Linked DNA regions of Mus musculus: regions 1 and 2 are each linked to region 3. Evidence: chromatin loops called from intact Hi-C (ENCODE). Cell type or tissue: left cerebral cortex. All regions are shown on one strand. Each heading gives the region's core, and the rest is flanking DNA. Links, peaks and the distances in the headings are about the cores only.

Region 1 (10,051 bases), core at 1,231-9,230, 390 kb before region 3:
GGAACATGAAGGTCTTTGAAGCCAGTTCTGGTTGGGTTTTGGCAGGGTGACAGACAAGAGTCTCTTTGACTCTTCTGTGTGTGGCTATTCAGTCTCACTTACACCATTTTTAATGAAGCTGCCTTGTCTCCTGTAAATACTTTGGCATCTTTGTCGAGAATGTAGTTGCTTGGAGATGCAGGGACATTTTCCTTTTCGTTGGTCTGTTCCAGCCACTTATGTACCTATTTATCTTATTGTGTCTGGAAATTAGATGTTGATATGTTCCTGTCTTCTCTCTCTCTCTCTCTCTCTCTCTCTCTCTCTCTCTCTCTCTCTCTCTGTCTGTCTCTGTCTTTCTCTCTCTCTGTCTCTCTATCTCTCTCTCTTTGTCTTTCTCTGAAGTTTGCATTGGATTTTTGGAATTTGTCATTGCTTATAAATTTTAGGATTCCAATTCTGGGAAGAATGCCATTAATATTTTAATATTCTTTTGGATGGTGATAAAAATTTAACAACTTTATTCTTCTAATCCATTTTTAGTTGCCTTTAGTTTCTTCCACCAATGTTTTGTTCACTTTATCAATCTTTCACTTCCCTAGTTAAGCATGTATCTAGATATCTTGTCGTTGTAGCTAAAAAAGCTATTGTCATTGGAAAAAGCTATTGTCAGTGAAAAAGCTATTGTCTGTCAGTGAAAAAATCTATTGTTAGTGAAAATAGGCTCTTTACCCAATAATAGTGAGATGCACTTCCAAAGTCAGTCAGATTTCACATTTCTTATCTAATTAGGATTTGAGATTAGTTTGAACTGTGAAGCTTTCCCGCAGGCAGGCATAGCAGTATTCACATTGACAGTGCACTGGCTGGTACTCTGTTTTATCTTGACGCAGAGAGAGTGAGGACTCCTCCCCTAGTGTGGAGTCAGGGTTCTTAATGGGCTGATTTAATGGGATATTGGGGTAAACTTACTATATTTTTATGCCAGTGTCTTATAGAATTGCTATTTTTGATCTCTTTATTTCCATTATTTTACAAATCATGTGTCTTAGTAACTTTCTACTGCTTTGAAAAATCACTATTACTAATGATAGTGTATAAAAACATATTTATTTAGGCTTATGGTTTCAGAGACTTGGAGTCCATGGGGGTAGAGCAAAGGCATAGTGGTGAGAAAAACTGAAAGCTTACATCTTGAATCAACAGGTGGAGGGGACACACTGAGGTTGATGGAAGGCAATATATATATATGTGTGTGTGTGTGTGTGTGTGTGTGTGTGTGTGTATGAAAAGCCATATATATATGCCTTCTTTTATTTAATTTATTTTTTACACTCCAGATTTTATTTTCCTCCCAGTTCATTCTCTGATTCTTCCATATTCCATACCTCCTTTCCACCCCCTGTCCCCAAGAGGATGTCCTAACCCCCCAACCCCTACCCTAACACACCTCTAAACTCTCTGGGGCCTCCAGTCTCTTGAAAGTTAGGTGCATCTTCTCTGACTGAACCCAGACCCAGCAATCCTCGGTGTGCTGGGGGCCTCATATCAGCTGGTGTATGCTGCCTGGTTGGTGGTCCAGTGCCTGAGAGATCTCAGGAGTCCAGGTTAATTGAGAGTACTGGTCCTCCTACAGGGCCGCCCTCTTCCTCAGCTTTTTCCAGCTTTTCCCTGATACAACCACAGAGGTCAGCTGCTCCTGTCCATTGGTTGGGTGCAAATATCTGCATCTGACTCTTTCAGCTGCTTGTTGGGTCTTTCGGGGGGCAGTCATGATAGGTCCAATTTGAATCTCAAAGCCAGACCCATGACACAGGTCCTCCAACAAAGCCACACCCCCTCATTTTTCCCAAACTGATCCACTAATTGGGATCAAGTATTCAGACAGGAACCTATGGAGACCCCACTCTTACTACCAGGAAGTGCTTCTTGAGTCAGCAGTAGCAGCAGCCTTGAGCTCAGCTGACACCATAATGAAAGCAGAGATCCTGCTGATTTTTATCTATCTAGAATTCTTGGTGTCCAGTAGTGACTGGCAGAGTTGGATTTTTGAACACATGAGTGAAGAATCATTACTAATTGGTTCCTAATGATATTGTTGTATTCATATGCATTCTCTGAAATGTGCTTGTTGTTAACATTACTTTGTAAAAAAAAAAAAAAAAGACAATTCCCACAGGTCTTGGTGATACAATTCATTCTACACTAAATTCAGATTGTAAAATACTTCTCACCATTCATATTCCTGGCAAAATGTCTCTCTTTTTGATCTGAGGAACATGAGAGAGAGAGAGAGAGAGAGAGAGAGAGAGAGAGAGAGAGAGAGAGAGAGAGAGAATGAGAGAGAGAGAGAGAGAGAGACAGAGAGAGAGAGAGAGAGAGAGAGAGAGAGAGAGAGAGAGAGAGAGAGAGATTTACTCCTTTCTTTCTCTCCATGACCCCCTCCATGGTGTCTAGTTTCTTCTGCCCAAGCTGTACCTGAACAGCTGCTGCAAGGTTGTCTAGTACATGCACGATAGCACAAACTGCACTGAGTTCATAAGCAATGCTTGTTGGATCCAGAGAGGTCACTGCATACTAGTGATATCTACCTTTGGTCATCTCTCATTTCTCTAGTATCAGCTTACTACATTATCCATGGAGCCCAGTCATTTCTTTTATATATGTAATTTATATATTTAAATTATACACACACACACACACACACACACACACACACACACACACACACACACACACACATATATATATATATATATATATATATATATATATATATATATATAATGGAGACTTTCAGATGGTAAGGGAAGATTATTTAAGCACAAGGTCTGCCATAAAATCTCCCGCTTTAGAGATATTAACAAAATTGCACAGTAACATTATGAACTAACCAGTACCCCCAGAGCTCTTGTCTCTAGCTGCATATGTATCAAAAGATGGCCTAGTCGGCCATCACTGGAAAGAGAGGCCCATTGGACTTGCAAACTTTATATGTCCCAGTACAGGGGAATGCCAGGGCCAAAAAGTGGGAGTGGGTGGGTAGGGGAGTGGGGGGGGGAGTGTATTGGGGACTTTTTGGATAGCATTGGAAATGTAAATGAGGAAAATACCTAATAAAAAATTAATTAATTAAAAAAAAGAAAAGAAAAAAGAAAGTTTGCAGGCTTCTGGTGTGTTGTGCAGTGATCAGTGCTGTCCCTGAATCAGGAGGTTTAGAAAATAGGAACTTCCCAGCTGGTGAGTTTTCTGTCCTTAATAAACCAGATGTGTTCTCTGGAATTCATGCCACTGTGGGTCTTTTTATCATGCTCTATTTTGTATTTTTGCCTATGAAAGTCCCTGCATTAGAATTAGCCATGATTTAAGTCATTATGCCTTTCAGTTTTCGTCTTTTATGTCTGAAAGTTGAATGCACACAATAGTAATGACTAAATTCCACCCTACATTCTTCCATCTTCATCATTTCTTTCTCTTAACTACACTTGCCATTTTTAGCTTACTGATTTAATCCCTTAAAAACTCTGTCCTCTCATGTAACTTTTAGTTGGTTTTGGATTACTTCCAACTTGTGTTTGTTCCTCAGGAAATAAAGTGTTTAAAACAAAGGGAGGTATTTAGAAGGCTAGAAAACATAGTTGTGTGGGCAGCAAGCTTGCTTGGTAGAATGTGTAGGCGTGGCTGCCCTGATCTCTGGAAACCCTGATGGAGAGTGTGTGGATCAGCAGACCCAACTGCCACTCTCCAGAAGAACTCCCTGTTGCTCTTCTCATACAATATCCTTGCTGTTTCCTCCTTTCAAACCCTTTTCTCTGTTGTTATTTTTTATATTTGTTCTCCACTCCCCACCCCCTCCCCCTGAGTGTGTGTGCTAGACATGACCTACATGTAAAGCTGAAAAAACAATTTGCAGGGACCGGTTGCATCCTTACACCATAGAGGTGGGTCCTCAGATCTTCGGGTTTGGTGGCAAGCACCCTCACCTGTAGAGCCATCTTGCCAGGTTAGCAGTGATCTAACAGATAATGTATATTCAGATATGGATGCAGAATAAAGAATGACAGTTTTTAATTGACTCTGTTTGTCTTCTTGTGGAGTCCCTATCCCCTCTAGGTTACTTAATTCTTCCCCCAACTCTTCCACAAGCCTTCCTCAGCTCCATCTAATATTTGGCCGTGGGTCTCAGCATCTGTTTTGATCAGCTGCTATGTGGAGCTTCTCAGAGGACAGTTATGATAGGTGCCTGTCTACAAGCATAACAGAGTATCATTAATAGTATCAAGGATTGGTTCTTGCCTGTGAGATGAGTCTCAAGTTGGGTCAGTCATTGGTTGGCCAATCCCTCAGACTCTGCTCCATGTTTATCCTGCAAAGGTTTTGTGGATGTGTTGTGGAGCCCTTATCTCTTCACTGGGAGTTCTGCGTGGCTACAGGAGGTGGCTACTTCAAGCTCCGTATCTCCAACTACTTGGAGTTTCAGCTAGAGTTATCCTCATAGACACCCTGCAGCCTCCCCCATCCCACCCAGCATACTTGAGCTGAATCTTCTCCCCCCCCCCTCCTCCGCCTCACACATGTGTAGCAGATGTGCAGCTTGGCTTTTATGTGGGTCCCTTAACAACTGGAGCAGAGGCTCAGACTGACTCCGTTGCCTGCATGTAGGTCCTGTACCAGCAACTGGGCTGCCTTGTCTGGCCTCAGTGGGAAATGACGTGGCTAGTCCTGCCTGTCAGGAGGGGACTGGGTGGGTTTATACCCTGGGTGGGGAGTGGGGCCAGGGGATGGAGTGGAGGGCGATGCAGAGCTTGGGGCTGGGGTAGGGTGCTTGCGGAGCGTGGGGTGGGAGGGGGTTCCTTCCCTTTCTCAGATAAGAAAGGGAGGGGGTTGGAAGAGGGACTGTGAGGGGGAACTGGGAGGAGGGGAAACTGCAATCAGGATGTAAAGTAAATAAATTAATTAATGGAAAACAACAAAAGTTTTAAGAAATGACAATTTTTGTCACTAGGTGGCAGGATTTTACTGTGGTTTTGGTTTTCAGCCATGTTGGGAAGAAGAGAAAGAAATTTAAGTAAAAAGAATTGAATTTGTTATAGAAAATGCCTCTATACCACACCACATATGAGTTCAGTAGAATTTGGGTTTTGTTGCAAAAATATGAGACTGCATTTGATGGAATACTTAACTTAGGTTCCAAATAAAACAGTTCAAAGGTTTTCAAATTTCAGAAAAATCATTTCCAAACATTGAAAAATACTACTAAACTGAGTATGTATCTTATATCATGAATATGCTTACTTCCTGTATATTTCATGCTTTTTATACATATCTCCTTTATTGAATTTTGCATTATCAAAGTATTTAGCATGGCACAGCAAAATTCATTAAACTTTGCCATTTAATTCTTTAAAGACTCATTGGGAACCTTGGAAAGGGCCCTGTTCTCTGGCCACAAAAGGGCTTTGTAGGACACCATCCCTTCCCTTGTCAGAATTTGTTATTTTGTTAACAATTGTCTTTCCATATTAATACTTCAAGAAAGAAAACTCAGTGTGGGACAAAGGAAAATCTCAAAATATTCTTTTCTGACAAAGTAGTTGTTATTGAATCTCCTGTTTCTGTTTGAGGAAATCTTAATTTGAATCTCAGCCTCCTTTGTCTGCTTTATTTAAATGTTTGTTGTGTTGAAAGAAATCCTTGTTTTTCATCTAACAAAACTCAATTCTAAACCTTTATTTGTAGTTCTAACAGGAAATAAAGTTAAATAATATTGTTAGGCTTTCATTTGACCAAGGCATTATAGTGCTTCCATTTCTGTCTAGTGTCTGTGAAGGAAGTGTTGATTTCTCCATTAATAGCCTCTGTTTTTTCCCTATCCGTTGATCTCGTCATCGTCCCTCTGGATGATACTCTTGCCCTTTTCCCTGGATTTTTTGAGTGTCATAAAGGCCTCTGTTGAAATCAGAATTCAACTCTAGCCTCAGCAGGTTTGGGTCAGGCTGTATGATTAATAATTAATTCCATGCCTTAGATAAAGGTCAGGCAGCTATTGTTTTGCTTCGTGAGTCTCTCTGTAGTCTAAATTCCCTAGAATCATTACTACCTAGAGCATATCCTAGACCTCTTAACCTCCTTGTTGTCTGGGTAGTTCTTCCAGTGCAGACATTGTCTTGCTTTCATAAAAAATTCACAGATGGAAAACATATTTTGTAGTAGAACAAAGCTTAGGTACGTGTTAACCCTTGCATCACCCAGCAGCGCTTTACTACGTGAAAAACAAGTTGGATGAGAATATTCCCGCCATGCTGACACCTTTAGCAAGTCCTTGTTGGACAGTTATTTTTGTGCCTGACATTCTGCGAAGTACTGAAAACATGCAGGTACACGAGATGAGTTTGATCTGTGCCTTCTCAGAGTTAACAGCTAGTGTGCAGGAGAGATGAGTAAGCTGGGAAGACAGTTCAGAATGGAGAGGTCAGATGGGAGATGCTCAAGATACCATGGGGATCCAGAGAATGGGAGGCTAATCAACACCTGGGCAATCAAGGAAAGTATATAAATGATTGGTGCTGTGCAAGCATATGCCCTGGGAGTGATTTCACCACCTAGTTATGCTCAAACACCTTGTGGATCAGGGATTTGTGAAGAGCACGCTGAGGTCAGTTCTCTGATGCAGTGTCTGGGATCTCTGCCAAAAACATTCAAGTGGCTGGGAAATGGAATTGTGGGAGGTGTCCCAACTCACAAGTCTGGCACCTGGGCAGAGACTATCAGCTGCAGCACCTACACATGGCCTCTCTATGATACCTGAGCTGCTTCACAACATGAAAACCCAATCCACTGACATCTGAGGACTCCAGAGAATATGTTTAATGAGAGAGATTGCAGCCATCTTTATAAACCTCAATATATTGTCCAGTATTTTCTGAATTATTTCTACCTAAAGGCTGTGTGAAAAAGTTAGCTGTGCAAAATGCAATGTGTTGTGGAATACGTGGAGTTAAAGGATGTATAGAATTTACCTGTATGAAATTGAGGCGTTCCAGGCAGAAGGAATAAGACAGGTTCATGCCTCCAGTCAAGGGATGAATTGCAGAGAGCAACTAAAAGGAACTCAGAATAGTTAGTGCTTCAAGTATAAGGAGGAATTGGTAAGGGATAAGCCTAGACAGGAAGGTGGTAATGGCTCCTAAAGCAGATCCTTTAGGGCAGAAGGAATCATCACAAGTCTCTACAGAAGATATAAAAGCTAAGGCCTGTGCTGTACTAAAAATAATTGTTTTGGATGGACAGGAGAGTTGTCAAGATTTGACAGAAATCCAGTAAGCAGAAGACTAAAAGTCTGTTGAGAGGCTTATGATTAATTTCAAGTTTGAAGGGTGGGGAAGGGTCACCCTGGAGTTTGATAATTAGTGAGGATTCATACTAGTCATTTATTATATTCAATTATTTCTTAAGGTTTGTGGAAATAAAACGTTACACATTAGTGGTTCTCAACTGTGGGTCATGACTCCTTCCCTCCATCAAACAGTTGCATATTAGATAGCGTGTGTATCAGGTATTTACATTATGACTCATAATAGTAGCAAAATTACAGTTATGATGTAGCAAAAATATAATTATACGGCTGAGAGCCACCACCAACATGAGAAACTGTATTAAAGGGTCATGTAGCATCAAGAAGGTTGAGAACCACTGCTTTAGATGAAAACAAGCTGATAGAAGAAAGTTAGGAATCAGAGTCCAGATGAGCTCCAAGCCTCACCTTCCAGTTATCCTTTTACAAAGTAGTCATGGACAGTGGTCGGTGGCTATGACATGTGACAATCCTTATAGGTTCTACCAACCAGGGAAGCTCACAGAACCCTTGGTGTCTGGGGTTTTCACTGAGGCCTGATCCTGTAGATAAAGTTGATTATCTTCACAGCAGTATCTCTGGAGACTCAACTGACAACATGACCAGTAGCTCTGTCATCCATCACACTGATAGGTTATCGTCTGTGGCCCAGGTCTCCAGGGTACAGACACTTATCCGGAGAGACAGTCATTACAAGAAAATAGAGATTGTGTCCCAAAAGCACAAAGCAAAGGTTCCATCTCTCTGGATTGAAGACAATTCTACTCTGTACAATAAGGAGAAGGTTACTGAATAAAGAGTAAAAATCAATTTGGTGGTGATTGAGAGTAGAGGAGCTGTTAGTAAGATAGGCAACTGGATTGCAAGATGATGGACGTGGAGAAGAAATGGGGTTGTTAAATCAGATTTAGAACTTCAGATGAGAAGTCTACATCCTACAATGTTAACTGACCTCAAAATGGTAGTGGTGGCCAAAGAAACCCATCTGCATCAGTGGGAGGAAGGGAACTGGTAGCAGAGGTAGGAGAGGTGACTGATGTGTAGACCCTGGAGATGGGGTGGAGTTTCTAGGAACAGCTTCCTTCCCTGTCTGCCCTACTCTGAGATGAGGAAATGACCTTGGAAAGGCCTCCTCCTACTACCAGACACTTTTGAGGAACTACTCTATATAGTATCTCTAATAGAATTCCACCTTATTAGAGGCACTCTATCACCATGCAAGATAGGGTTTATTTACCATTTAAGTGTGGATTATTTTCTAGTCGATGAAACCAATTAACATGGCTGCAATTTATTTCACATAGAATGGTATTTTGCTCAATTTTAGTTCATAATCTCTCCCATCTCAATAGTATCTGCTACACAATTCACTCTTTATCAGTATCTCTGGTATACAGATCTCAGGTCAGTTTCTTGCCGCAACTTGCTAATATTCAGTTCCTTAGCAGACCCAAGAAATTTTGCTTAGTAATATCCATTACTTAACCTTAGCCTCAGTCTGCCTTTCACCTTTTCCTTGTAAAAGTGTTTTGGGGGGATTAACAGAGCTATGATGCCCTCCCCCCAGGTATGATTCTTCACTTTATGTTTCTCTCAATAGGTGACAGTTCCCAAGACCCTGGCTCTGCCTCTACAAAGTGATTGAGTTGCCACTCACTGTTAGGCTGGTCTCCTGATGATGGTAACTGTAAGGTAAGCAAAAGTCACCAAAGCCAGGGAAGGAAAGGAGGTGTCACCGAGTAAAAGGCAGGTATTGCTGGAGTTTTGAAAACAAGTACACCAAGCTTTCAGGTTGATAACATAATGGTACCTCCATAGTGGTGGCTTCAAACTTGGTGCATCCTTTCCCCAAAACTAGAGGTCACCCTCTTCAACTACTCTGTTTCTCACATGTCTCTAGGCAGCCAGTGACTTTTAACATGCTATGCTCTGTAAGGACGGAGCAGATATTTCCTTTCTATTCTTTCCCAGCTACCTCAATGAAAATTGCATTGCTGGGCCTTATTAACTCCTGTTAATAACTGTGGATATGTGCACAGACCTTGACTAGACAAGAGTTATTCTGCCTGAAGCCTGTGGTACAACTTCTACTGATGTATCTATCTGCTTCTACTTATATATCAAGGTCCCTGGCAGTACTCCTTAAGACCACTTTTGATGTTTTTCTCATTTGAGAACCTAATAGCCATTAAGTTCTTATCCTTAGAACCTAATAGCAACTTTATGAGTAGAGCCATAAGGGACCAAATCTGTAATTTGAGGTAGTGGTAGACCTCCTCATAGCACATATCATGTAACTCAAACTGTCTTCACTTTGCCCAAAAGAGTAGGGGAACTAATTGTCTAACTTGGAAGAACCAACCTTCTTCTTGGCATACAAAATCTGTAGGAAAGAAGAATGCTGACAACCCCTCCTCTAAAGTCTGGAAGTTTGTTTTGTCAGGATCATTCAAAAGACTGACTCTTTTCTAAGTGGTCCTTACTAGGTCAAGGCTTGGGACACTGTGGAGATCATGAGGGTCAGAAACTGAGTACAAACTAGACAGTGGTTACTCTTTGAGTTATTTCTTTATATGTTTTCATCCAATATATTTCGACTATGTTATTTACCCTCCCCCTAGATCTTTTCAAATTCTCCCCACTTAACTTAAGGTTCTTTCTACTTCACTTTCTTAAAAAACTCCACAAAATCAAAACAATGAAACAAAGAGACAAAAC
Region 2 (10,051 bases), core at 1,126-9,125, 160 kb after region 3:
TCGATGTCTTCAGTGTGAGATGATGAGGCTCCTTTGTAGCATAAAGTAAAGTTTATTTAAAATGTTAGACTCTGCCAGGGCGGCAAAGGCACTCTTCTGCTGAATCCTCTCAACACTTCCAGAACTCATAAGCTATTGTAATCCCATTTCTATTGATAAATCAGAAAGGCAAAATCACTTGACAGAGTCCATCTAAAATAGGGGCATAGTGAATGATTATCACATTAAAATTATGTTTCAATAAACAAATACTTAGCAAAAGGGTAAGAAATTAGAAAAAGAAGTTTTCATGGGAAAAACAATATTAAATTCAACGTTTTTTGATGAAAGACAAAAGAACAAATTCTGCTTCATTTATTTAATTGTTCTTTTCCCGCTCCCTAAGTCTATAAAAAGAATCAAGTGATTAGCTTTGCCTACTTCAAGCTCAGTTCTCAATCCAACTTGAACATTTTTGGGTATTATTATCCTTTGACTGTGGCATAACAGGTACCTTTCTTACACATCCTATGGTCAACAGTGGGCACCCACACACTGTTAAATGCTTCAGTCCCTTACTAGTTATCAAAACCTCATAAAACTTGCCCTGAATTACAATGTCAGTGTTACTATTTGTGTCAAGAATGTATTATTTTCCACGCTGTTAGGATGATGTGTCCTGAGGCATCCAAAGGTGGGAACTGGTTGTAAAAGTCAGGTGTGACCCTCCACCTGACCTGGGCTAGGGAAACATTCTCCTGGCCTTCATCTCAGAGCCTTAGAGGATCTGGGGCTTCATCTGCTTCCTGGCTTGGTGAGAGGAAGCTGGCTTTAAAAGCCTTTTAAGTCAAAAAGTAGCAGCTAATGGGCAACATCCTATTGACAAAAGGAGATGATGCAAAAGCTCCCTTCCTTGTTTAAAAACAAGGCCTTATTTATGTAACTTGTTTTAAAGTTAAAGGCTTTTGGTTTTATTATTTGTTTTTGGAATATTGCATCACAAGGCAAAAGTTTTGTCAATCTGGTTTACTCCAAACCTATCTCCCTCTGTTGCTCTTTTTTGTTTTTTCAAAAATATTCTTAATTTACTTGACTATTTTGATTTATGGCAAAACTAAGCTGGCCATTTATTTACAAATGGCGTCTTATCTTTAAGTACTGTGAGGGCTTTGGAGTCACACCTCAGCTTTGAGCAATTCTATCATTTTAATATGAGATAAACAAAGGTTTCGAAGGTCGAAGGAAGTCACAGAATCAATGCATGGCCATAATTGAGAAGGACAATATCATTTTCATTAATGAACAGATAATAGAACTTGTAATTTCCATTCAAAATATTCATAAAAGTCTATTATCAAAGATAAAAGTAATATATTTGTTTTTTATGGAAAAACAAACTCATAAGATTTGAAAATTATAAATAACTCGGACTCACTGACTTTACTTTGATTTTAGTGTTGTTAGCTGGTGTTTGAAAGCATGAGCTATTATTTTAGCTCTTTTTAAAAAATTTTTTTTAGTATGGAATTTATACAAGGTAAAATTTTGTGTGTAAACAAGTTATAGTCTATGCTACACATGAAATAAAATAGAATAAAACCCCCAATTTGTCTAATGGTGACTACAGCAAAGTGAAGAGTTTGGGTTCAATGTACCACTTCCCAGCAGGATCACAGAGGCAGCCTAGTTCAGTAGTTAAATGACATACATATATGTCATTATGCTCGCAATGGAAATAACTGCTGGAGTCCAAACCAACTTCAAGCTATAGGACGCTCAGCAATTGTACTTTCACCTTGCCAATAAGGAACAGTCGAAATCTTACAGGGGCAGGATATTTGAATAATAAAAATGCAACTCATTTCACATATTGTTTCCCTCTCTGGTTGGTACCAGGGAAGATCTCCTCTCCCCCCACCCCACCCCCGCCCACCAGCCCCCCATGCTAATCACTAAGATGCACAGGGACAAGTTTTGTCATCTGACTGTACTTAGACATTTTCCTGGTAATTTGAGAGAACTCTTGACTATTGCAGAAAAGACTCATCTCCAAGTCTCTTGAAGGAATTGAATTATGTCCCGTGGGAGTAAACAATTAGGACACAGTGGGGTGGGGAAAGGCTTCAGGTTTATGTTCCTCTGTGACTTTATACAAACTGTAAGCAACATGGGAGCTGTTCCCAAAACACAGTGTCAGCAATACATCGAAGCTTGAGTGACAGGATCCTGACATTTTCCTTAGTAAGTAGCAAACGTCTTCCCAGAGTTGACAAAGTAGGACATATAAAAGATTCCAAGGCAAACCAGGAGATAAGGCATTAGAGAGAAGGTGCAAACACTTAATTTGTGCTCATTAATTCTGATGCTGCTCTAGGAGTATTTATGATTTTAGCACACACGACTGTTACTCCATATCTGTTGATCCTTTCCCAGGTGTCTAAGCTCAATAAGAGATCATTCTGTCATGTTTTCCACAGTACTCACAACATGAAACCCAGAGCTTGGAACAGATTTACTAGGTAAATGAGGAGACTATTCAGATGAGCATCCATAGAAATGTGGCTATTTCCAATTGTTAACAATGACAGATCAGTTAATTCTATAGAGTATGATGATGTTGAAATTCAGTTAGCTAGTATGTAAAGAAGATAGTCAATTGACTTTCCTATTTACAATGAATGTTTTTCAATTATAATCCATTTTGTTATTTAATTCAAGCCTATGTAGAAAAACAGACAAGCGACTCACCTCCATCTGCCTTAGTTAATATCTGCATGGGATTCCACAGCCATGAACATAAAAATCTACTGTGTACAAAGTGAACCAGATGGCAGAGCACAGGCATATCCACCGAAAAACATTACCACTCTGATGGAAAAACCATGTGAAGACTGTTCAGCTCTGTAGTGTAATTAGTCCAAGAAGAGCCCATTATTTATTGATGAGGAGTCTCTCTCCATGGGAAGTTGGACTCCCCAGTGAGAATGTATTTTTATGGATTGAGGATTAGTAACCTTTTCAAGTTGAATTAATTACCAACTGTTTTTATTGACTACGGAAAGGGTTACCAAAATAGCAAAATTTTTTGTCATAAAGACCCTGGGGAAGACTTTTACTTTTTTTTATTACTACGATTATTTACTGGCTTAAAAACCTGATTGGTAGCTGAGGCTGTGACTGATCCACTGATTCAGCCTTCATCTGAAAATTTCAAGTTGTTCAAGAGAGACAGTCACTAGAGTTAACTGTGTTCACTAATCCCCTCCTGGGACCAGTCACTAATCCAAACTGAGTTATAGTCCAAGTAGCTAGGTGGAGTCAGGCAAAATCACTTGTCTTTCTCTTTTGTGCTATCACCAATCCCCTTGATCCACACCTGTTCACTTATCTAAGTAATGGAAGTATGGGTTGGTGAAACCCAAGTTTGCTGGCCTCAAGATCATTGCTGACATTTCTGATTGATATTTGAACCTTTAAGCAAAGTTCGTCATGAAAATAATCAATGTCATGTGTCTCTCCTGCAAATTTTGAGATGGAAATATGTTAGCAGATCATGCTTTGGTAACCGTGTTTTTATTGTGTTTTTGGTAATGGTTCTAGTACCAACAAGGAGCCTTTATTGCTGGATCCGCCTCACCTCTGTGTATTCAATTTTGTCCCAGATCAAATCAGCTTTGGTGTAGAAATGAGGTTAGACTGCTCACTAATAATGGCTTGAGCAAAAACTTTATAGTTGCATAGACATTGAAATTGTCAGTTATTTGTTTTTTTTCTATTTATATTAAAATTCTGTTTATATAAATACTATATCAGTGAGAAATCCTGTTTTACTAGGTTCTTAACCTTATTTTTCCTATACAAAAGAAAAACAAACAAACAAAATCCCTCCAGAAGCAAACAAAACTATGGAAATCCAATAGAACTAATGGCAACTTTCTCTGGCTTTGTAATACTGAGCCTACAAGCCTTTCTTAAAAGCAATAGATTTAGAACTCAAAATTTCTACTATACATTAAAATGCAATAATTATATTAAAATTCCAAACCAAACCATTAGACATATATTCATTTGTAAATACTAATGGCATATAATAATAAATAAAGGAATGGATTTGAAAAGCTTAATAATGCTTTTAAATATTAAGTCAGCTTTTTGCTATCATTCATATATTTTCAGTTTCAAAATATAGTAGTTATAAAAATAAAATTATTATAAAGCAAATTTGTCTAGTTTGTGCTTATATGCTAAATTAAAGAAAATTATATGCCAAATATGTAAAATTTATTCCACAAAAATTAACAGGCTACACAGATAAATTTTGGCAAATGCAACTTTATATTGAAGTTCACACATCTGTATCTTAAAGAATGAGACTCACAGAATCTAATGTATTTCTAAAATACCAGAAATCATATTATAAGCTTTCACAAGTTAAAACTGAAATAATTTAAAGGACCAATACACTGAATGTGCAGAAAGTATAAAGAAGACTGTGCCTTCCATACAATAAATGCTTCACAAGTTATGCCAGATGTCATACGAAGGCTGTGGGCGCCCCTGACAGCTGACATACAGTATAAACACATATCAACTGTCTGCTTCTTAGACCCCACTAGAATGGGCAGCACACCTCAGAAGAAAATCTCATTATACTAATGGTGTGCACCTTAATTTCCAAACCAAACCATTAGACAAGTATTCAATGCTCTTCCATGCACTTCCCGATGAGCAGCCAGGACCAGTTACTGATTCATTGCCTCTTGACTACTGCTCCACTGCTAAAGAAGATGAAGGATACTAGATAACCCTTTAAGGCAACACGTGTTTATTCTGCATTTTTCGAACTGCTCATCTCTGGTCAGTTGATTCCATTCATGTTGCCTCCCAGAGAGATATCTAGCATTTGTAAAATAGAAACAAACTGGAAACTTTTTCTTTTTCTTTTTTTTTACTGAATCAACAAAAAACACATAATACAGTTCAATGCTAGCAATTTCACTGGTAGGGAAGGAAAGTGGTATTTAGAAATAGCAATATATTAATACAAAAAAGGTAAACTCTAATTGGAACCAATATACTGCTTTGGAATGCTCCCCCAAACTTACAAGGCGTGTTTAAAGTGGTGTACCCCAATAATTCATGGCACATCTTTTAAGAATTACAGTACTGTTAAGTCCCCCAGTAGTGTAGTCTTTGCAAAACAAAAATAGTATGAAATGTTTTAAAGTCTTCAAACTTCTAAAATTAGCTTTTATCAACACATTTACCTCATGTCAACTTAATTTATTAAAATGTCCAATGCTAATTGTTTTTTGAAGTTTTTTTTCATATGTAATGATATACACAGCATTTAGCACTGATACTTAGCACCTGCTACTTTCGTTATCTAGTGTTCACCCACAGAAAGAAACTTAGGGCAGTGGTTCTGTCCTTTCTTAATTACAAACCTTCGCCAGCAGTCAGCAGGATCACTCCGAGATTTAAAATAGGATTATAGGTGAACTATTGCAAAGACTGCAGAATGTTGCCCAAATCCTTGTCACTGCTGATTCCCATCCTTGGTTTTCTTCTCCAGACATGGCTACAGGCCACAATTGCTTAGCAGAGAGGGTTAGTGTTTCACAAGGCTAAAGATTTACAGATGCTCCCTCATATAACACAGTAAGGTTCCCTTGGTAACCTGGATTTTCTGCAGTAAAGAAGGGTTGTGCTGAAACAGCGCCTCAGCTCCCTGTTGGAGAAAATGCAGACAAAGGGATTGATTCCTGCTTGGGCGAAACTCATCCAGACAGCGGCTGTTAGAAATCCCCCTGGTACTACAGGCCCTCGTGCAAAAACTCTCCAATAGCAGGCCACCAGGTAGGGACCCCACAAGGTTAGGAAGAGGAAAGTCATTATATAAAACATTCTGCTGATTCTTTTCTCCATTTTGAACTCATCCAAGACCAATAGCCGCCTTCTGCCTGTGGTATTCGCATTTTGCCTGATGCCCAGCAAGGTGGGTGGTGTGGGACCCCTTCCAAATCCTGCTAGCCAATTGGCAGCTGCCTGGCCGCTAGCTCCAGGGCCATGAAAGGTCCAGTTCTGACTCACTGCTGCTACAAACTGGACTGGCTTCATTTTCCTTCGATCGTGGACAAAAAATATCAGCTTGAGGTAGACAAGCTGTGTGGCTAGGAGGATGAGAGCAAGGAGCAGCATAAATCCTAGGGAATCGTTAGCCCTGAAGGAGCGGTGTTGGAAGGTGCATTGATCCTCCTCCCTAATGAAGGAGTAGGTGCCTACATCTAAAACTGGGGGGAATGCCATGGCCACGGACAGAGTCCACACCATGCAGATCACAGCCAAACACGTCCAAAAGGTCAGCCTCTTTGTATAGAAGCGGTGATGGGCGATGGCTAAGTATCTGGTGACGCTGATGCAGAAGAGCATGAAGGCAGTGTGGAAACAGGACAAAACCCCCAGGAAGGCAATCACTTTGCAAGTCAGAGTCCCGTAAGTCCAGGTGGAGCCATTTTTGACAGAGTTGAATACAAATGGAAAACAAATTGCAGATCTGAGGATGTCTGAGCAGCACAGATCCAGCAGGAAGTAGTAAGGAGCTCTATGCAAGGTCTTATCTTTCACTAGCAAAATGGAGATCAGAAGGTTGCCCACAACGCTGACTCCTATTATGAAACCCAGGGAAGTCAGTTTCAGAAAGGCTGTTAGAGGCGAGAGATTTTGCAAAATGTTGTCGGCTGCATGGCTATAGTTCGCCATAGATGGATGGAGGATAAGGAAACAGCCTCAGTCAAGTCTCATGATCTAGATATAAGAACAAGGAAAAGATAGATCCATACATTTTACTGAAAATGTAATCCACAAAGAGATCAGATCCGATCTGTGGCCATGCTTCCTCTTGCCTTCCGTTTGATTTGCCATCAGAACATCTGAAGAAGAGGAAGAAGAAGAAAAAGAAGAAGAGAAAAAGAGAGAGAACTATCAGTTCTTCAGTTGGTAAGTTATGATGTCAGTGCTGCCCCAAAGCTGTTCCTTTATGAGGAAGCAAGTAAAGTTTCAATGTTAAACAGTACTGTTTGCTTCAGCTGCAATTGGAGATGTCAGAGTACTTACTGACTGTTTCAGTACTCTAAACTAGGTAAACTTAACGGGGTCCTTATTCTAGACACCATACAGTCAGATTTGGGCATCTTCAGGAGGGAAGGGAATAAATTGTTCCACAGTTGTAAAATATGCCAGCCCCCAGCTTTGCAATGGAATCTGCAAGGTTGCTGAAAGGAGGCAGATAGCAGGCTCCCCACAGTTATCTGAGCTCCTGTAATACCATCAGTATTTTAAAGGAAGCCTCTCAGCTCATATGCATGCAGAGATCCTCTGCAAATGTATAGCTTTTGAGTCAAGTGCCCCTGTACATGCTGCATAAAAGTATTTGTTGATTAATATTGAAGCATAATTCTAACACCAGACTTCAAAATGACTAGAAACCTATCCGGAGATTCAATGTGATTTAATCTTTTGTCTTTCTTTCCCTACCCCACCCCCACCCCCCTTTTGGGAAAATCCTGTCCCTTTTAAAGCTACATGATTATTAAAAATGGTAAATGTAAATACTGGCCAGGGAAACACACCCAGAGGGATAATGCACTTCCATTTGTAAACCTTATATTCAAATGAATATAGCATGAAACGGTATCTCCGAGGCAATTAAGCCTTTCTCATTTACACTGATAATCTCTGTTGCAAATCACAAGTGGCTTTATTTTCAAACAAAATGCACATTGTCTCCTAGGTGCCAGTGAGCCACACCAGGGAAATCAGTTTCCTCTGTTATTCCCTTTGCCACTTCTCACTTGCCTGGAATATGCTGATGGAAGCCCAGGCAGAACTGCATCCGATGGTGTTAATTTCCCAACCGGTACATCCCCGGGTAAATACCGATCGCATCATGCAACATTACGAAACCTGAAATCCACCACCCCTGGATTTATAACAGAGATGGGGGAGGGGGAAGGGAGGGGGAAGAAGGGAGGGAGGGAAAGAGGGAGGGAGGAAGGGAAGGAGAGAGAGAGAGAGAGAGAGAGAGAGAGAGAGAGAGAGAGAGAGAGAGAGAGAGAGAGAGATATGCATTACATACTCGAAGATGGGAAGAGATTGCTTCTGTGCTGCAAGGGAAGGGTTCTCCGTGATTCGCAGTCTCATATTCCTCAGCTTTGCAAAGGTTTCCAGAAACCGAATTCTCAATAAGCGTTAGAAGATGCATTGTCTGAATGTACTTCCATTATGCAGTTTATTGTCAAAAAAAAAAAAAAAAAAAAAAAAAAACCCTCAGGGAGGGCTGTATCCTGATGAACCTGCAGTTTCATCAGCACGGTGCAACCCCCTCCCCCAAACTTAACCGAGAGTATATCCTCCTACCTGTTGGTGTTGGATATCCCGACAGACTATAGCTTCTTCTTTCTATAAATTGCTGATTTTTTTTTCCTGAGTGCCTTGACTGAGCATCCAGGCAGGGCTCGGCGGCGCCTGCGCGTTGGAGCCTCCTTCAGCTCCAGCCGCGTCCTCCCCTGTCGCAGCGGCACCGTCTCCCCCAGTAACGCAGGGGCCGCGGCGGCGGCGGCGCGGTGGCGAGGGCGGCGGCGAGGCTTGCTCCGGCCTCCGCCGAGCCAGCAGGAACCCCTGCCTGTCTCCGGAGCAGGCTGGCTTTGCTTCAAAGTCCTGTCCAGTTCAGCCGGCCCCAAATCAGGCTTTTGTTCCCTCGAGGCAGCTTCGGAACTTTTCCCTCCCCGCATGCATTGGCAGTGGGGGGCTCGGGAAGGCTCTTCCCGGACCTCAGGCCCATCCTCTTCCCCTAGGGCAGCGCACGAAGCCACCGTGCCGCGGACGGCCGCCTCCGCCCCAGCTGCCCCGAACCCTCGCCTTCCCCAAACATCGTCTTCCTTTCTCTGTCAGGGTGGTCCTGCTAAGCATTGGATGCGCCTTGTAGAATTCTTCTCAAATGATTTTTCCCCCTGCTGATCTTTGATTTGGCACGCTAGCTGGGGAGAGAAAAAGAAAGAATGAAAATTAAAAAAAAAAAAAAAAAAAAAAAAAAAAGGAAAGAAAAAAAATTAAGCACAGTCAAAAATCTTGCCAGTGGGGGAAGAAGGGAAGCGGGTTGGGGCAGCCTTGTCTTTGTCAGTGGTCATCTGTTCTTGAAGGCACGCAGATCTGCGTTTAAGGAAGGAGAGGCTAAGTTCAGGCGACAAGTGCAAAACCGATCTACACTCATTCTACCTTCTCGAACGTGACTAATGGATCAGGAGTACAAAGATTTTACATGGCTGTTCCTCGCATCCCACCCCAAGCAACAAGACTCTCCTTTCTCTTCCAAGCTGGGATGACCAATAGGTTGCTGATGTCAAAGCGGTGGAGTGTATGAGTTTCCCCTTTCCCTTTTTTTGTTATTAGACATTTAAAAAATAATAATACCAGGAATATGATGAATACCGGAAACTTACACCAGTCCACAAACACCACATAGTCTGACACCTGGTGATTAGGAACGCCCCAAGAATCATCCACGTCTCGATTCTCCCATTTCCAAAGAGTTTTTGCGAGGGTGGGGTAAGATTTTAAACAACTACCCACTCTTCACCCCTTAAAAGCTAGCAGGCACGCTTTCATTAATTCCCAAGGTGAAACGTCTGCTTGTCTTCCTGCAAGCTTATTGCTTTATAATAATCTGTTAATGAAATAGAAAAAAATATCTCTCTACAGTAATAATTCGATCTCGAGACAGCAGTAAAATACCTCATCGCTGGGTGGTGAGATTGTGACATTCAGGGGAAGTCAAGCCAATCAGCATACAGATAATATAGGTTAATTTACATATTGTATTTCTATTGGATACATAGAGGTAAAATGTTTAAAGCTTAAAAATGAATACTTCACTGTCATGATGTCACAGTCGTTACACAAAGACCAACGTTAGTAATACTGAAATAATGTTGAATTGCCCTGATTTGATTGGAGATTTTTTTTAGCCAATTAAAAAAATAATGATTAGCTGTGGGGTGTGTGTATGTGTGTG
Region 3 (10,051 bases), core at 1,023-9,022:
TGTATGCAATGGTGTCAGCATTTGGAAGCTGATTATGGGATGGATCCCCGGATATGGTAGTGTCTACATGGTCCATCCTTTTATCTCAGCTCCAAACTTTGTCTCTGTAACTCCTTCCAAGGGTGTTTTGTTCCCACTTCTAAGGAGGGGCATAGTGTTCACACTTCAGTCTTCATTTTTCTTGAGTTTCATGTGTTTAGGAAATTGTATCTTATATCTTGGGATCCTGCTAGTTTTAGAAATTCGCAAGAACTACTAAAAATGGGAGCTCCAATGATTTCTTAATGCCTTTGTCAGTGATTAAAGTCTTAAATGTGAGATTATTCTTTCAACAGCACAGTATGATTTTAAGTTATTTTGTTATATGTGACAGTTTCCATTCTATGACAGAAAAGGTATTTCCAAGCAATGGATTGTTCTAAATTAATATAATGCTATAAGAGATTTATGTACAGAGGCTGTTTGAAACATTTACCTGTATTAATGAGATATTAATATAGGTGTGATTAAATAATCTTAGTTCAGTGTCCTACCCCACAAAGTGGTAAAACAGTTACCTGCATCAGAAACAGACAAGAAACAGTTAAACAGATTCTAATATCCAACTTATGGAATTGCTTTCTGGGGGCCTAAGAATCGGCATTTTAAAGTTAACAGACTAGTGATGCTCACTAATGCGCAAGAAACATCACATTAGGGCTGGGGTGAAGCTCAGAGGTTAAGAACACTGACTGTTCTTCCAGAGGTCCTGAGTTCAATTCCCAGCAAGCACATGGTGGCTCACAACCATCTGTAGCAAGAGCTGACACCCCCTTCTGGTGTGTCTGAAGACAGCTACAGTATACTAACTTACATAAAATGAATAAATAATTCTTTAAAAAAAAAAAAAAGGGAAGAAGCATCATCACATTAGATACAGGAAGCTACAAACAGGAGATACACAAAACACTGCACTTAGGCCAATGTTGACATTCAAAACCAATCAGTTTCTTAAAGAATGGAATAATCCTAATTGTCTCTTTCCTTGAAGACTTTAGCTTGTCACTTTGAGTACTTTTATTGTAAATAAGGCATAAATAGTAGGTATGCTTGTGCAGGGTTACAGCCTAGCACTGAGGAAACTCAACTTCTGGGGCTGCTCCCTGTGTTCTGGGCCAGCTCCACGGTCTTCTTTCACCCTCACCCACTGCAGGCTCCAAGCAGCACTGAGCACATCACAGTCAGTCTCTTGGCAGTGCGTTTGCTGGGTTATGCATTGTCCTCCATACAGAGGGCTTCCAATCTTCTACTTCCAAAGAACACATCCATACTCAAGCACTGTCCCCATCCTTACTCTACGCCATCTGTCTGTCTGCTGTGTTCTCGCAGCACTCTGAATAAACCATATATAATGTACTTCTAAGCTGGAGGCTTAATGGCTGCCTACACTTTCCCAGTCAAAGAATCTTACATTATCATTGTCTTTTCCTCTCTTGTTTTATGAAAACTTCTTATTCTACCCTTCAAAATATTCTTAATTTTTTGTTTCACCATCATGACTATTTATTATGTCTTTATCAACTCTAAATCAGATGAGCGTCCATAGCCACCTAACTCACCTCCACTAGATTACTTCCTATTATAGACTATTGTGCTTCCACTTCAGTGTTGAGTTTTTGACTACTGTATACTTATGGAGTTTTGAGTTGTGAAGTGTCATAGACAGTTATACCCTACAGAATTCCAAAGATAACACTTAAAATGGACCAAAGGCCAAAACCACAACATTTGGGGGTTTGTTTGATTATTGGCTTTTAGCCTGATAAATACCAAAAGAACTTACATTTATACTTCGGTATTTATCTTCTGAACTCTATCCACCTTCCTTGCAGAGGTACAACAGAGACATAATGATAAAATCAAATAGGTAACATGCACTGCACAGCTACTGTGTGCTCCTCACTCAATCAACAGCATCTGTGCTCCTGTTACTGATAATCCTTAGTGTTACTGATGTTAAATGAAATTATCCTTTCATTTCCTCCCTGCAAAAAATGTCTAGGGCTAAGTTAACTAGACTTTTGATGGAGAGTCTACATATTTTAGCAAACAAGCAAAGATTCTCATATGCATGTGTGCATACACACACACTTTTCTGATTCTATATCATGAGTATTAATTAGGAGAAAACATGAAAAGAAAACTGTGAAAACTCACTTGAAAATAAAGTAAGCAAAAAGAACTAGTTCAAATTGTATTGGAGGTCACAGAGTTGGTCAATTTATTAACACAGCTGTGGAGATAACACTGAAGGAAAAGTTTAAGTTAAAATGGTTCATGGTTCTAATTTTTAAAACAATTCAAATATTGTACTTCATGCAAAACATCAATATTATAAGTTAATTCTATTAATTTTAAGGCTGTTTTGGTTTTAGTTTTAAATGATCTCTAATTTAAAGTTACCATTTCTCCCACATTTTTCTCATCTCAAGTGTTTGCTACAAATGATGTGAGAGCTAGAGAGACGGCTCCATCACTGACGTGCTTGCCTTGTTCTGACCTGTGTTCTGATCCCCAACACCATATAAAAGACCAGGCACCAGTCTGCCTAGCCTAATTAGTGAGTTCTAGGTTCAGAGAGAGACCTCTGATGAAGACACTGATGCTGACATCTAGCCATCACAGGTATATGCACATATACATACCTGTACAATCACAAACATACATCATACACACACACACCCCCAAACTACAAAGAAAGCAAAAACAAAACTGAAAACCTACATGGCCCCAGTTTAGTTCTTAGTCAGGTACACTGATCAAGTAAGTCTGACTAATCAACAAAGTCCTTGTTTGGAAAGCAAAATTAAGCTAGCAATTTCTTATAAATAAACTGTCTATATACCCTCTAATCAAATTAAAATATTCTAAGTTGCTATAGAAGTCTAATTTCAAAATTCTGTATAGCAAAGATATTAAATACCTGATATGGCAAGCATACTTTCCTTCATCTAAACTCAATCTGGAAGTAAAAGTAGTTCCAAGTGCAGTAAACAGACGGACTCACCTCCGTAACACAGCTCCCTTTCCCCAACCAAGCCCGCTCATCATCGTCAACTCTCACCAGTCGGACAGATCACAACAATGGAGGGAAAAACCCACCACAGCAGGAAGGGCCTGTTTTCATTTTTCTCTCTATTGCATTTCCAATCCAATGTCAGAGATGTAGACAAGGAAGACTTTATTCTACCCTACATTCTTTAGCTTTACTTGTATTCTTACTTTTCAGTAACTGCTGTTTTCCCTTTCATTCTGCCCCAGTCTATTCATTACCAGTATATCCCTGAGAAAACTATACTCCCTATTGCTCCACTCCCATAGACAGCCCCTACCCGTCAATTTATATCCTTTTTCCTTTCTCAACTTTTACTGTTACTTCCTTATCTTCACGTTCTTTTATATTCTAACATCTATGCCAACAATATTAGGATAAGAGATGAGATGGACACTCTATTTCCCATAAAATAGTATGCACTAATGGTCAACTACTTCATCTTCATGAAAGTTACTTTGATCTTAATTAAATTAAATTTGGAATATGCACTAAATCTGGCTAGTACATTTCCTGTTCCTAAGGAAGATACAAAGACTGTAGATCTGAGATAAAAATGCAGAGAATGTAAAAAGATCAGCCATGCTTGAGAACCATTAGTGAAAATTATGGCTTACATTCCAATATTTTAAGTGAGAATTTACTGCATTCCCTAATAAGAAAACTGTTATGAGCTTATAGAATACATTTATGACTGAAGACCATCGGTACAATACTATGCCTTCAAAATAAAACATCTAAATCATTGATGGAATTCAGGGCATTAAAATGCCAAAAGAATTGCTTCATTCAAATTCTTAGACTATCAGGAAATCTCTACCTGCCCAAGTCACATCAGATCATTTGTTTCTGAACTACTGAATTGCTCTCCATTCTGGTAATTTCTAAGTATCAATCCTCATTATGAACCAAGTGTTCCCCTAGTTAGAATTTGGGCGTAAGGACATGTTTAAACATGTGAGACTAAGCATGCATAAACAGCAGCTTAAAGAGATAATGACACATTAGCAGTGTGTTAAGTGGAACCTATTCGTTTATGAATAAATGAATAACAATGAAATTATTACAAAAAGGTTAAGAATAGAAACTGAATTACATACTAGTCATTTTCTTTTAAAAGATGCACAGAAAATTTGTACAAAATGGCATGATAAATTGAAGAAAAGTGGGTCCACTTATTTCTTCATTTCTTCAAACAACATAAAAACCACTAGAGAATGGCATTATGTAAGTGCATTTTGTGACTATCAAGAATGATGCAACTGTTGCTATGGTAACCACTCATTTTATTGAATTGAGGTTGGGAATTAAAGTATCTTCAATAAAAAAAAATTCAATACCTTAATATGCTTGCCAAGGTTCTTCTATTAGTACCTATCAAACAATAGCTATTAGCCATCTTTGGGGATATCAAATGGCCTCTATTAAAAGCCAGGGCTAAGTTGTCAAGGAAAGAACTTTGAATAGTGTTAAGAATAAAATGCATCAACGACACTCAAAGGAAGATAGACTTGACTGAACTTTCAGAGTAATTGAAAAGTGTGCATAACTGAAAAGTGACATGATCTCACAAGTCTTTGTTCCTTCACTGTCATAATTTCTCTTTTAACCTAAATTATTAACTAGTTAAAAGACTGACATTAGAACGCTGCTGAGTTTTCATTTTGCAATTAAGCTAAAGAAAAATCTGCTGAAAGTAGCCCATTTTAACACTTTATGAGAATTTTTTTCCTGAACACATGAAGAATAATGCAAAGTGTCACCTTCCGAATCTTATAAAGTTGCTTTGTTTGAGAGCCCCCATTTACAAAATGCCAGGATAATTCATAAAATTCAACTATAGACACTGTTCCGGCATATGCGCCAGACGAAAAGCTGCCCCCATGGAAGAGCGGGGTCTGCACCTCTGGCCAGCTTCGAAGGCACCGGCATCTTTCAGAGTCTCTGTGCTTAGAGACTCTTCAAACCTGCACAGTCTCTTAAGAACCTGCCCCAGATCTCTTCCTGGACTGTCTCCACAAACTTGAAGATGGAGCTGCGGTGGAGGGGAGCTACCTGCCACCCTCTCCCCAGTGAAACACGGCAGGCGAAGCACCTTGAGATCCTCCGCTGGGCCTGCTGACTTCGCAGCCCTGGATGCCCAGGCAGGGGAGGCCTCGGCACGGCCTTGCCAAGGAGCGAAGAGGAAGAGGGGCTGTTGCCAAGCGGGCTGAACAACAGGCTGGTCCAGCGCAGAAGAGCGAGGGGCAGCTTCGCTCCTGCCAGTCTCTCGGTGGAGTCACCCCCACCCCCACCCCTCTTCGGGTCTTACCTGAAAGCCCCTCCCTCCCTCTGAGCGGCGGCTCGGTGACAGTGGTCTCAGCCCACCGCTGGGGACAGGGCCTAGGCGGGTGGCGACTGCCCATTAGGGCTCCGGGAGCCGACCGCAGGAGGCCGGCCGGCCGATCGCGGCCTGGGCAGACGTGCCGCCCCCGTGTGTGTCAATGGTGGCCTGTGGGGCTGAAAAGAGCTGACCCAGCCGGGGGACGCGCCTCCCCTCCCCCGATGCCTGTTTACCTTCGCGGTACTTCTTGCGGAGCCGCCGATGAACGCTCTTCACCACCCCGGACAGCTTCTCCTGCTCCAGCTTCCGCTCCTGCTCCCGGGGCTGCGCGGCGTTCGGGGGCCGCTGTCCGCGCGCTGCGCCTCGGCCACCCGGCCCCGGCTCCATAGCGCTGCCGCCGCCGCCGCTGCCGCTGCCGCCGCCGCCCCTCGGGCCCCGCGGTCTCTCCCCGGACGGAGGAGGTGGGGAAGAGGAGGCAGCAGCAGAGGCAGCAACCGGAGGAGGCCGAGGAGCCACAGCTAAGGCCTCGGGGGCGGTGTCTTCCCAATAGCGCAAGGTGATTGGTGAACTGCGGAGGGCTGGGTGGAAATGGAAAGGGCCGCGGACCAATGGGCAAAGGGCAGCGGCGGCGCACCGGGTTGTTTGGGAAGGAGCAGCTGAAGGAGGCGGAGAAAGCACTGGGCTCCTCGCCAGGCCACGCCCCGGATGCTGTGCGGAGGAGCCGGGGCTGCCTAGGGGAGGAGGCCTGTGGTATGGGGTGCGCTTGCGCCCCAGAGTTATTTGCCTAGTTTGAGCTTCATTGTATGGTCCAGCTTTGGCACGTCTCCCAACTTCCTAGGCCGCTGGGAGTTTGGGTGATGCTGCCACAGGACGCGGTCGTCCACCTGAGTTCCCTCTGCACCCTGTTGCACCTCTACAATTCCCTTCAGCTAAATACCCTTTGAAGACTTGGCTGCTACGCAGGGTTTTACATTTCAAGGAGTCCAAACTTGAAAGCCTTCATCGGGGTCAAGGAGAGGTCAAACTACCAAATCCCGATGTAATTCTCTTAGCTAACCCAGGTTAATGCTTGGCATACTGCTGCTACACGAAAGACAATGAATTGCGGGAAAGAAAGATAAAAAAAAAAAAAAATAGTAGGAGGTGTGGGACAAGTTAAAACACCAAAAGGCCATATTGTCTCCCTGTAGAACTTCTGTAATGACCATAAGAATGGGTTACTGGAAAACTTGCATTGATTGTAGGTCATCTCAGAACCCACAGAAAAGTCTGCTCAGGTGGTCTCTCATATTTTGGACAGTTAGTCCACTAGTCCATGCAAAATTCAGTAAATGGCTCCCCCTTTCCAACTTCTTTCATTTGTGTGTAACACTATTAAGGGTATGTGATTGCCGACTTGTTTAAGAAAGATGGAAGCCCAATCTCCAAAAAGAGACTGCATTCGCTCTGTACTAGTACTTACCTAGGCTGCTGGTAGTGCATCAGGCAGACCTGGGAATGACTTGTATCTGATTGTGCACTTTACAGCTATTGGTTACATCACATTGTATAGACATTGTATAGACATTGTTGCATTGAAACTTTCAGATCAATGTCTTGGTAATATTAGTAACATTCTCTTTATGTCACTGTTGGGTCCAAAGGAAACGCTGTTTCCACAAATTCTGGGGGTTAGACAAAAAGCCACATTCCTCAGGAATTGTTGAAGCTGATTCCTTTCTGCTAAAGGGAGCCATTTCTTTTACCATTCTCAGAAGGGATAATTTGTTATCTGTGGAACCTAACAGCATAGCGAAGTGCATGCTGGCCTCCAGGCTCTCTCACATCACAAATGCCTGTTACACAGTTAATGTCCATAGCTTCCTTTCTTCTAACATCTCATTCTCCTTATAACCCTTACTATTTCAGCTATGTGTGTTCTTGGTCCTCTCTTCTGCCCTCTCTTGGTCCTCTCTTGGTCTTCCTTTCACTCCTCCCCCTCACCCCCTTCCCCCACTCCTTCCTTCTATTACTCTCTACTCTGCTCCTGCTCTTTCTTGCTCAGGTATAGTTTGCTGTCCCTTCTCTCTGCTCTGGATTCTTCCAGATACCTCTGCTTGTTCTCTTCTTTCTATCTACCATACAAACCTTCCCCTCAAACATGGAATGGAGTGGTCATGTTGTGTTTATACAGTAACTATTTCATGATACTTCCTGGTTAAGATGATTCTGACCAACAAAACATTATACATGCTTTCCAGACCACAGGAGCAGAAATATCACTGTGAAGAAGTAGATTAGACACAGGCCAAAATAAACAAACTTCAGAAGAACTGTAATCGTGAAGTGACCTTACAAGAACTAGCAAGGAACCAGCAGGCATTGTGGCCTTACATGGGAAGAAAAGAAGAACTTGGGTTCCTTCCCCCAACACACACAAATATTAAAAGCAAATGATGTTGAAAATATTTGAAAGCTACATCATAATTCACAGCAAAGTTAGGTACACATGTCATTTGTAGTGAATATTAGGTATTTATTTGTTTAATATGAATGTTTCACACTTCCATCTAGGAAAATAAGTCTTATAGTGTATTTTTATTTAATTTTTAAAATATTTACTTATGTGTGAATGTGTTTGTGCAAATGCTATGTCCTCTGGGGGCAGAAGAGTGAATTGGGTTACTACAGCTGGAGTTAGGTATATGTAGCTGTGAGTCATCATAGAAGCTAGAACTCAATTTGGAGTCTCTGCTGAACTATCTCTTCAGTCCAGAGTTTGTTTGTTTCTTAGTTTTTTTCTTTTCACACTTTACTTCATACTACTTGCAGATGGACTTTCAAGACCTTTGAAAACAGTGGTTCTTAACCTTCCTAATGTTGGAACCTTCTAACTTAGCTCCTAGTGTTGTGGTGGCTTCCAACCATAAAATTGTTTTCATTGCTACTTCATAATTTTGCTACTGTTATGAATTGTAATATAAATATCTGTGTTACAGTGGTCTTAGGTAACCCCCATAAAAGGATGATTAGGTCCCAAATAGTCGAAACCCATAAGGTTGAGATCCACTGTTTTAAAAGGTTAAAAACATTGAAGGGAATTTGAGAAATAGCGAAAGGATTAAACAAGCACAAACTACTTAGAATTTTACCAGTGAGATGAAACAACATTTTTTTCCTTTGCATGTATGCATTAACTTCAAATGGGATGTTTCTCAAATGGATATGTGGTCATCTATTTTATGAATAATCTACTATTTTATTAGTTAACCCCTAGTCACATCACGTTTATGTTGTACCCACTTTTCTGAAATACAAATCACATTACATGTGATTAATACCTTTGCATTGTTTTTAATTTCTCTCTCTCTCTCTCTCTCTCTCTCTCTCTCTCTCTATATATATATATATATATATATATATATTCCATTAAAGTGAAATTTCTAATTCAAAAGGTCATGCCTATTAAGCTTTTGATATCTGTTGTCAAAACACCCTTTCAACATGGGCTAGGACTTTATGTCACTTCTGGCAGTGAAGATGGATATTTATTTTCCTGCACTATTACCAAATATAAGTACTACTATTTGCTGATTATACATAGGAATCTTTTAAAACTTCCTATTTTAAAAGTATGTGGAAACTTCTTGCTGTTTCTTAAGTAGTTATTCTGTTTATCATAATATTTTGTGTAACATATTAATATAAGAGGAACTTAGTTATAATAAGCAATCATTTTCCAAGAAAATTGAAAAAAATAATTTTTTTTTACTTCTGACTTTCTTGAAAAGAAACTTAAGAACTGGAGATTAAATATTAAGTTCTATTTAAAATTTGTATGAATTCAGATTGAGCCTTGGCTTATATATCCTGGAAAAAAACAAAACTGAGTTTTCTTAACAGAACATAGCAAATGGCCTTAGATCACACTATGAAGGAAGTTTACAACTACCTTTTTCCAGCCTAATTGGTAATACTGGGCCAAGCTGTACATCTGCTATGGTAGAAAAGGAATATTAACAGGTTTTCTATCTAATTGAAATAAATGTTCTGATTGATGAAGAAAAGCATTTGTTGTACCGTGTAGATTTAGTGACATTTCAAACAAGCATACCCTATTGCATGGTCATGGGAAAGGGTCAAGTCCAGGAGTGAGTGTGTCTGTAATGCCCTTAGCAAATGGTAAATGCTGTGACTTTCAGGGCCTTAGGGCTGTGGGAAAGAACTCTGAAAGCATTAGTTATGTGTGTGTGTGTGTGTGTGTGTGTGTGTGTAAGATTCCTCAACTATGCAAAAATATAAGGATGTAATATAAACTATATGAGGGGCTTCACAGACCTAGAAGAACAAAGGCAGCTGCACTATGAGCCAGCTTCTCAGAAAGATATTAAGGAAAGAAATAAAGAGATTTGCAGAGTGGTAATGGCAGAGCAAGATCTCACCCAGCTACGTTTATTGTTTGTGCTTACAAAGGGAGGCAGATCTCTGAATTCTTTTGCCATGTTAAAAAAAAAAATGTACTTTTTGTCTTCTAAGAATCCAGGGGCTAAATTCACAAAATGATAATTCGTGGGATAATTGAAAGGGAACTTGGAGTAAATGATTGAACTGATTTGTGAGTAGAAGACTCTGCTTTTGTTCTGCATGAGATGAACTAG

What was found. Hi-C counts contacts between places; a loop is a spot of excess contacts. Peaks named below come from ENCODE experiments on the same cell type or tissue, not always from the same donor. Only the 100,000 strongest peaks of a DNase experiment are listed, where the experiment ranks them.
Region 1: a loop joins it to region 3, with 4 times the contacts of the local background. A loop is called at or near these places in 4 of 42 quality-filtered maps.
Region 2: it touches region 3 in a loop (4-fold over the local background); 5 of 42 quality-filtered maps call a loop at or near these places.

What each region holds. Positions count from the first base shown.
Region 1 is chr6:13,282,054-13,292,104 of GRCm38, forward strand. No RefSeq gene overlaps it. Among named protein-coding and RNA genes, the nearest start is that of Gm725, 23 kb to the left of the region's middle. In left cerebral cortex, for the core only: a CTCF peak has its summit at 4,981 (motif pointing right); DNase peaks (open chromatin) are centred at 4,988 and 6,614.
Region 2 is chr6:13,830,163-13,840,213 of GRCm38, forward strand. It overlaps Gpr85 (G protein-coupled receptor 85), which reads right to left and starts at 9,780. Exons shown (of 3, transcript NM_001330667.1): 1 at 9,480-9,780; 2 at 8,398-9,017; 3 at 4,290-6,911. The coding sequence starts at 6,741. The coding sequence ends at 5,629. In left cerebral cortex, for the core only: a CTCF peak has its summit at 5,706; DNase peaks (open chromatin) are centred at 2,388, 2,806, 3,321, 4,686 and 7 more places; H3K4me3 peaks cover 5,261 bases; H3K27ac peaks cover 3,840 bases.
Region 3 is chr6:13,672,033-13,682,083 of GRCm38, forward strand. It overlaps Bmt2 (base methyltransferase of 25S rRNA 2), which reads right to left and starts at 5,934. Exons shown (of 5, transcript NM_175312.4): 1 at 5,648-5,934. The coding sequence starts at 5,801. In left cerebral cortex, for the core only: no CTCF peak of the experiment used is centred there; DNase peaks (open chromatin) are centred at 5,248, 5,473 and 6,025; H3K4me3 peaks cover 3,479 bases; H3K27ac peaks cover 1,618 bases.